2 separate regions of the Homo sapiens genome follow, and region 1 is linked to region 2. Evidence: chromatin contacts called from ENCODE Hi-C data. All regions are on one chromosome and are shown on one strand. Each heading gives the region's core, a stretch centred on a gene start or an enhancer-like site at or near the end of the contact. The rest is flanking DNA. Distances are from core to core; before and after follow the strand shown. Region 1 overlaps SFMBT1 (Scm like with four mbt domains 1). Region 2 holds the start of RFT1 (RFT1 glycolipid translocator homolog).

Evidence for each region. A loop is a pair of places that touch in the nucleus more often than their neighbours do. Pooled maps may share reads with other maps.
Region 1: a pooled map shows a loop between it and region 2 (2.2-fold over the local background). The contact joins the enhancer-like site here to the promoter of RFT1 in region 2. A Hi-C loop is called at or near these places in 1 of 50 pooled maps.

The regions. Positions count from the first base shown.
Region 1 is chr3:53,016,819-53,020,849 of GRCh38, reverse strand. All of the region lies in intron 1 of SFMBT1 (Scm like with four mbt domains 1), which reads left to right. Among named protein-coding and RNA genes, the nearest start is that of SFMBT1, 27 kb to the left of the region's middle. RefSeq lists an enhancer at 2,260-2,309. Within about 2 kb of position 2,454, at least 4 of the 41 ENCODE cell types and tissues checked have a DNase peak (open chromatin) inside an H3K27ac peak, as active enhancers do.
Region 2 is chr3:53,127,873-53,131,855 of GRCh38, reverse strand. RFT1 (RFT1 glycolipid translocator homolog) reads left to right here and starts at 1,421. Exons shown (of 13, transcript NM_052859.4): 1 at 1,421-1,518. The coding sequence starts at 1,456. RefSeq lists enhancers at 1,016-1,065, 1,076-1,275, 1,316-1,365, 1,376-1,565.

The DNA.
Region 1 (4,031 bases), core at 1,205-3,704, 110 kb after region 2:
CCTGACCTCAGGTGATCCGCCCGCCTAAGCCTCCCAAAGTGCTGGGATGACAGGCGTGAACCACCGTACCCGGCCTCTACTTTTACTTAGTATGGAAAAACCTGTATTACAAAACTCTGGGTGGAAGCCTGGGTATAGATTGGAAATGTGTTCTCTGTTCTTGGTTTCCCCTTCTCCCTCCTTCTTCCATCCTCGACTTGTTTTTCTGCCATTCATTCTACAAACATGTATCGGCTTTAATATACTACCCAAAAAAGACAACAGCTTGTATTGCAGGAAGGTAGGGAGATAATAAACCAGTAAGGAAATAAGTAAAATCTAGTAATTGTGATAAATGCTAGCAGGAAATCTGACTGATGTATTAGAAAATAAGATGGGGATGTGTTCAATAGAGTGAAAAGTCTCTTTTTTCCTTTTTTTCTTTTTCTTTATTTTTGTTTTTTCTTTGTTTGTTTGTTTTGAGATGGAGTCTCATTCTGTCACCCAGGCGGGAGTGCAGTGGTGTGATCTTGGCTCGCTGCAACCTCCGCCTCCCAGGTTCAAGCGATTTCCCCTGTCTCAGCCTCCTGAGTAGCTGGGATTACAGGCATGCACCACCATGCCTGGCCAATTTTTGTGTTTTTAGTAGAGACGGGGTTTCACCATGTTGGCCAGACTGGTCTTGAACTCCTGACCTTAGGTGATCCGCCTGCCTCGGCCTCCCAAAGTGCTGGGATTACATCACGCCCGGCCTACTTTTTTTTTTCTTGGTACTCACTGGCCACGGCAAGAAAAAAAAAAATCTTTATGTACTGGTTTTAGACTAAGCTGTGGAAGGCAAGAAGCAGTCACGTGTAGAGAAGGCTGGGTGAGGGGTAGAGCACCTGCAGAGGCCCTGAGATTGGAGTCTGTGGTGAACTAGGAACCAACAGTGGGAGTGTGAATGGAAAGAAGCCGAAGTGGTAAGTGGGGACACCAGATCTTGCAGGGCCTCGTATATCCCAGTAAGGAGTTTTGATTTTACTATTTAGTCAGTTACTGAAAGGTTTTAAGTAGGTTTGTGTCATGATTTGCTTTGTGTTTTAAAAAATGCCTGTATGCTCTATGGAGAATGGACTTCCAAATGCGGAAAGGGAGACAGTTTGGAGGTCGCTGCAATAGTCTAGGTGGCATGGACTAGGATGATGACAGTGAAAAATGGAGAGAAGTGTTTGATTTCAAAATTCATGGTGGCTAGACTCAATAGGACTTGCTCATGGACAGGGTGAGGATGAGGAAGCCATCAACAGTGGTTTCTAAGTTTTTGACTAGGTTGGTCCTGTAATATTGAGATGGGGAAACCTGGGGAGAGTTGGGTTGAGAAGGAAAAAGTTTTGGTTGCCCATGTAACATTAAAATGGAAATTCCAAATGAGTAGTTGGATATGTGAGTCTGGAGCTCAGTGAGTGAGTCCTAATCATTGATTTCACACATATACCCCCCCCACACACACACACACCAGTGACTGAGTCCTCTTAATCATTGATTTCACACACACACATGCACATGCGTGTGCTTTTTTTTGTTTGTTTTTTGAGACAAGGTCTTTCTCTGTTGCCCAGGCTGGAGTGCAGTGATACAATCATAGCTCACTGCAGCCCTCTGGACCTTCTGGACTCACGTGATCCTCCCACCTCAGCCTCCCCAGTAGCTGGGGCTACAGATACAGGCCACCACATCCAGTTAATTAAAAAAATTTTTTTCTGTAGAAACGAAGTCTCACTGTGTTGTCCAGGCTGGTCTCAAGCTCCTGGGCTCAAGCAATACTTCCACCTCAGCCTCCCAAAATGCTGGGATTACAGGTATGAGTATCGATAATATTTATAGCCATGAGTTTGCATGACATCACCTAGGAAGAGAATTCCAGTGTGGATGGGAAAAAAAGAAGAGAACACAGCACCAAACCCCAAGGAATTCCAAGCTTTAGAGCTTGTGATTCTGGAGGAGGCAGCAAAGGAGACAGGATTGGCTAAAGAGGAAGAAGGAAAACCAGGAGAGTAGTGTCACAGTACCTGAGAGAAGAAAATCCTCTGAGAAGTGGCAGTTTACTGTGTAGAATGGAGGGGATCTGGTAAGATAAGAGAGCAAACCATTGGATTTAGCAATTGGAAGGTCATTGGTGACCTGGACAAGAGCAGTACCAGTGAGTTAGGTGAGGCTGTAGCCAGACTGGGGAGGAAATGAGGAAATGCCATATGAAGGCAAGCCTCTGAGATGAGACGGCTTGCTGTGAGGAGGAAGCAGAGAAATGGAGAAGTGCTTGGAGGGCACAAAGGGGTTTTCTTTTACTATTGAGATAGCAACATGAGAGCCTGTTTGTGTGCTGATCTTATGGGACTGTTATGGTAGATAGGGGTGTAGAACATGGGGTCTAACTGAAGGTTCTAGGTTACAGAGTAAATATGGGAACAGGGTGGTGTCTAGAGCTTCAGGGAAGGGATTTTCCTTTCTCTGAAGGATGAAAACAGATCCAGGCAGGTGGTGGGAAAATAAAGGAAGTTCTTGGCCTTCATATTGTACTGCAGAACTAACTTTTTTTCTTGCCTGCTTCTTGCATTCTTCAATTTTCTTTTTCTTTTTTTTCTTTTTGTTTTGTTTTCGAGATGGAGTCTTGCTCTGTCGCCCAGGCTGGAGTGCAGTGATGCGATCTCGGCTCACTGCAACCTCCACCTCCCCTGGTTCAAGTGATTCTCCTGCCTCAGCCTCCCAAGTAGCTGGGACTACAAGCCCGTGCCACCATGCCCAGGTAATTTTTGTATTTTTAGTAGAGTCAGGGGTTCACCGTGTTAGCCAGGATAGTCTCGATCTCCTGACCTCATGATCCACCCGCCTCGGCTTCTCAAAGTGCTGGGATTACAGGCGTGAGCCACCGTGCCCAGCCTATTCTTCAATTTTCTAAGTATGCAATTTTCTAAGTATGCATAGACTTCCAGTTCGTATTAAAGAAATGAAAAAGCAGTTTATTGTTACTTGCCACACACTGAAAAGCATCTTTTTTAAATAGAGAAGGAAAAGAGTTTAGAAACAGCACAAGGTGTATATAGATGTTTACAAGAAGTCATGCTCATTTTGTTAAGGTAATTATATTGCTTTTTTTGAAGAGTGAAGGTATAAGCTGCAGGAGAAGGGAAGAGGCATGGGATGCTTTATTTCGTGGGGTTGTTTCATATGAGTACTGGTATTTCTCCAAGTTGCTCTTTAAGTTCCTTCTTGTTCCATGAGAGTGCTTCATGTTGCAGTCCTGTCACTCTTCTGTTGGAGGAAGGTTTCCTTTACTAACTGTGTAAGACTTAATGTAGAATAGACATGGGAGACTACACTTCTGATCTGATTAGCCTATAAACCCCCAAGAGGGTAGGGATTTTGTTTTGCTCACTATTTCATCCCTGGATCCTGGAACAGTACCTAGCAGGTAGTAGGAATTCAAGAAATACCTGTTGAGTGAATTAATAAAAGAACTGCCAAATAAAAAATAAGTGTCACTATACTAGTGGACCTGGAGAGTAAAGTGACTGCAACATCCTCAAAATGAAAATATTTCCTGTTTTATCCAGAGATCACATTCTTACCTAAAGTAGTATGGTGTGCAGAAATATTATGGGCACTAGATTAGACAGGCATGGATCCCATCTTTATCTTCTAACAGCTTGGGTGTGTTTCTTAGCCTTAGTTTCATTTTCTTTAAGATGGGACTAGTAATAATGTACTTTGCAGAATTACTGTATATTTGTATACTGTATATAAAGTACTCAGCATAGTAGCATAGTAGATCCTCAACAAAAGGAGGATCTCATTCGTTCCTATTTTTCTTAGTGGTTATATAAGTCTAGACACTGGAGACGAATCTAGTTAACAATAATCAGTTTTACAGATGGGAAAAATAAAAAGGAAATTGGATCTTTCCAATGTGAATCAAAATAGAAATTTCCAATGTGAAAGGCAAAACAATAAGCGAAGATCTTTGTGGTTTCAGAATGGGGAAGAATTTCTTAAAATAAGAGGCAAAAAGCACT
Region 2 (3,983 bases), core at 172-2,671:
TTGCTTGGGCTGCTGTAACAAAATACCATAGACTGGGTAAGTCAAAAACAGAAATTTCTCTCACAGCTCTGGAGGCTGGAAGCCCAAGATCAAGGTGCTAGCCAGTTTGGTTCCTGTTAAGTGTATGTTGGGCGCCTTACATTTTACAAAGCCTTCTTCGTGGTTGCAGACAGCTACATTCTTGCTGTATCCTCAAATAGTAAACACAGAGATCATTTTTCTGACATCTCTTTTTATAAGGACATGAATCCCATTATGACGGCTCCACTTTCAGGACCTAATTACTTCCCAAAGGCCTTACCTCCTAATACTATCACACTGGGGATTAGGCTTCAACATATGAATTTTGAGGGTACACAAACATTTAGTCCACAGCAGGTACCAGCTGTGGTTGGCCAGGAAAGTCAGGACAGTGTGGTCTAGGAGGGCAAGGGGTGCTGTCAGGGAAGACACTTTGGACAAAGAGGGTGGAGGAGCAAAGGCCAGTGAGTCACCGCCTGTTTGAGGACCAGTAAGGACTCGGAATGGCTATGGCCTAGATAGTGTTGGGAAGGGCAATGATCGTGTGAAAGGTAGTAGAAGATAGGTTGGGGCCAAATCATGTGAGGACTGAAAGAGATTGGGGAAAGACTGGGCTTCCTACAGCCTGCTTGGTAGATAATAAGAACACTGACAGAACAGCAGCTGATTGTGTATGTTGGGCGCTTTACATTTTTTTACAAAGCACTTCCAGTCCTTCTTCCACTCTGCCCTCACAATTTCTAGCATACAGGCAAGAGTGATAAGTTTAGGATCAGGAGCCTGGTATCCACTTAGTCAGGAAACAAGTTGTGTAGATTCGAACAAGTCACTTCCCATCTCCAAGGCTTTACTCATCTCTAACCACAGGGGCCAATTCTCAGAGCTTTCGGAAGGATTTCACAAAACCATACACATAACAGTGCTATATCTAACTTCTGGTCCTCAGTTCTTTCTCTGTTAAATGAGGACAATTCCTGTCCAGCCTAATTCAGAGGGTCTGTGGCTGTGATTCTGTAAGCAAAGGTCAATGGTGAGAATCTTCTTAACGGGCCAGTGAGAAGTTTGTTCCCCTTTTGGCAGATGAGGCCAGGAAAGTTAGTGCTTCTTGGTTGGTGGCTGAAAGCCTCAGAGAAGGAACTTTGGATTCTTTAACGGTATCTCTTAGTACTCGCCACACTATTTCGTTTATACGGGGAAGAGAGGGACAGACAGCGCACAAGCGACAGACAGCGCAAAACCTACCGAAATAGAAAGAGCCAGGCGCCATAACAGACGGCCCGAGACAGGCCCACTTAAAGGACCAGAACTTCTCGTGCCCCGCCCCCCTCTCTCAAGGCCATCAATCAGACAGCGAGGCGCGCCGTGACGCCATCTTATCGCGACTAAACGGAGTGGCGGCGGCATTTCCTGGTGTCTGAGCCTGGCGCGGAGGCTATGGGCAGCCAGGAGGTGCTGGGCCACGCGGCCCGGCTGGCCTCCTCCGGTCTCCTCCTGCAGGTACTCTCTGCCCTTCAGGTTCCAGCTTGTACTGCAGCCGGGATTCGCGGGATGGCAGCCCTTGGGCCCTTGAGAGCCTGCCCCAGGGCCGACCCAGTCCCGAGGTGGACCCCGCAATGGAGGGGGTGGGGGGGTCGACCGGAGACGGTGGCATTGATGAGGGGGGACCCTGGCCCGGAGATAGGAGCCTGCCTTTAGAGTCTAGGCCGGGTGACTGCAGACAAGCCGCTTTCCTTCTGAGCATTCTATTTCCCATATGGCAGTAGGAGTGAATTAGATCAGGTGGCGGGGGTGAGGGACTGGTATTTCGTGCTCGAGAATCTGATATTTTTCAGGCAAGGGGTTCATTTCCTTCATCAAACACCTTCCTCAAACTTTGAGTCCCACTGAGTTCCGAGAGTCCATATGGCATAGCTAAGAAGAGAAATCTGGAGTTAGGCTTGGATTGCTCCGTGACCCAGGACAAGTGACTTCACCTGCAGAGCCTGAGTTCCTCACTAGTAAAATGGGGGTAATAATATGTCGTACTTAGCTCATAAGCAGGGATTGATTGGGATCATTCAAATAAACGTACTTAACACAGTACCCGGCTCTTAGTATGCATTTAATACATGTTGGCTGCATCTTCTGTTTATGTGATCTTGGACAAGTCACTTCCCTTCTTGGCCCTAATTTTTGTCATCTGTCAGGTATGATACAGGCCAGTTAGTCCAAATGGTATCTGAAGATTCTTTCAACCCCAGGAGCTGAACCTCTTAAGTCAAGTGGCTCAGTATCTCTCTGTCTCACTCTTGAGCCAATCAACCCTACTTCACACAAGTCCCGAATCTACCCTACCCCTTATCTTAGAGAGGCACATGGAGGGCAGAAGAAAGAACCAAGCAGAATGGGGCTTGAGTTTGGGCCTTGTCACTTGCTAGATGCCTGCCTTCGGGATAAATCCGATGACTTCTGTATCAGTTTCTTCATCTTAAATGAGAATCATAGTGCAACCTCACAGGGTCATTAGGAAGATTAGATGAAATCATGCCTCTTAAGTGCCTGGCACACTACAAGTACTTAATAAATGTAGCTATTTTTATTAGGGTAATAAGTATTTTTAAAATAGTCAATGTAGGAATGAAATGAGATAACCTATGGAAAGCATGTTGAAGAGTGCCTTGCACGTGATATGTGCTTAGTAAATGTTAGCCATTCTAAGTTTACCTAGGGATTTTTTTTTTCTGTTTCACTACATAAATAACTGAGTTTATTGTTTTATCCACAATGTTGGTTTTTTTTCAGCCTTTGATAATATCTTACTACTCAGATAGGCTTCATAAAACGAAAACAAGTTATAACGGAAAACACACTGGACTACGAGTCAGGTGGCTTACCTGTAAGGTCAAGCTGGGTCATTTACTTGCCGTGTGACAGTGAGGAAATCACTTAACCCTCAGTCTTGCTTCCTGTGCATTTACCTCGTTGTTTTTAGTGTCAAATAATTTAACAGATGTGAGAGAGCCTTTTTGTTAAAACTGTAAAGTTGGCTGGACGCGGTGGCTCATGCCTGTCATCCCAGCACTTTGGGAGGCCAAGGCAGGAGGATTGCTTGAGCTCAGGAGTTGAAGACCAGCCTGGGCAACATGGTGAAACCTTGTCTTTACAAAAAATACAAAAATTAGATGGGCGTGGTGGCATGCACCTGTAGTCCCAGCTACTCAGGAGGCTGAGGTGGGATGATCTCGAGTCTGTGAGGTTGAGGCCTCAGTGAGCTGTGATTATGCCACTGCACTCCAGCCTGAGCAACAGAGTGAGACCCTGTCTTAAAACAAAAGCTGTAAAGTTCTTTGCAGAAGTAAATGAAGGCTGTGTTGCTAATAAGGACTGCAGTGTGTGGCAAATACTGGGTGGCGTAAGCAACCTCAGTTTCATTAGCTGCAACCTTTATTCAAACCAATTAGGAGACATGGATATGGCCTGGAACATTAAGTTTCTTAGACAGTGGTAACTTTGAGGTTAACATAAGTATGTACACATGGTGTTTTGTTTTTTGTTTTCGAGATGGAGTCTCACTCTGTTGCTCAGGCTGGAGTGCAGTGGCACTATCTCGGCTCACTGCAACATCCGCCTCCCGGGCCCAAGAGATTCTCAGGCCTCAGCCTCCCAAGTAGCTGGGATTACAGGTACCTGCCACCACACCTGGCTAATTTTTGTATTTTTAGTAGAGACAGGGTTTCACCATGTTGGACAGGCTGGTCTCGAACTTCTGACCTCAAGTGATCCACCTGCCTCAGCCTCCCGAAGTGCTGGCATTACAGGTGTGAGCTACCGCGCTCGGATTTTTTTTTTAATAACCATATTTTTATATGGTTTCTTGAGTGTTTTCATTCTTGTATGCTTTCTCGAATTACACTGTAGACACTTCAGGTAGCTTTGTGGTTACATTTTATTCTGCAAGAATTTGAGAGCTTGTTCTATCTTAA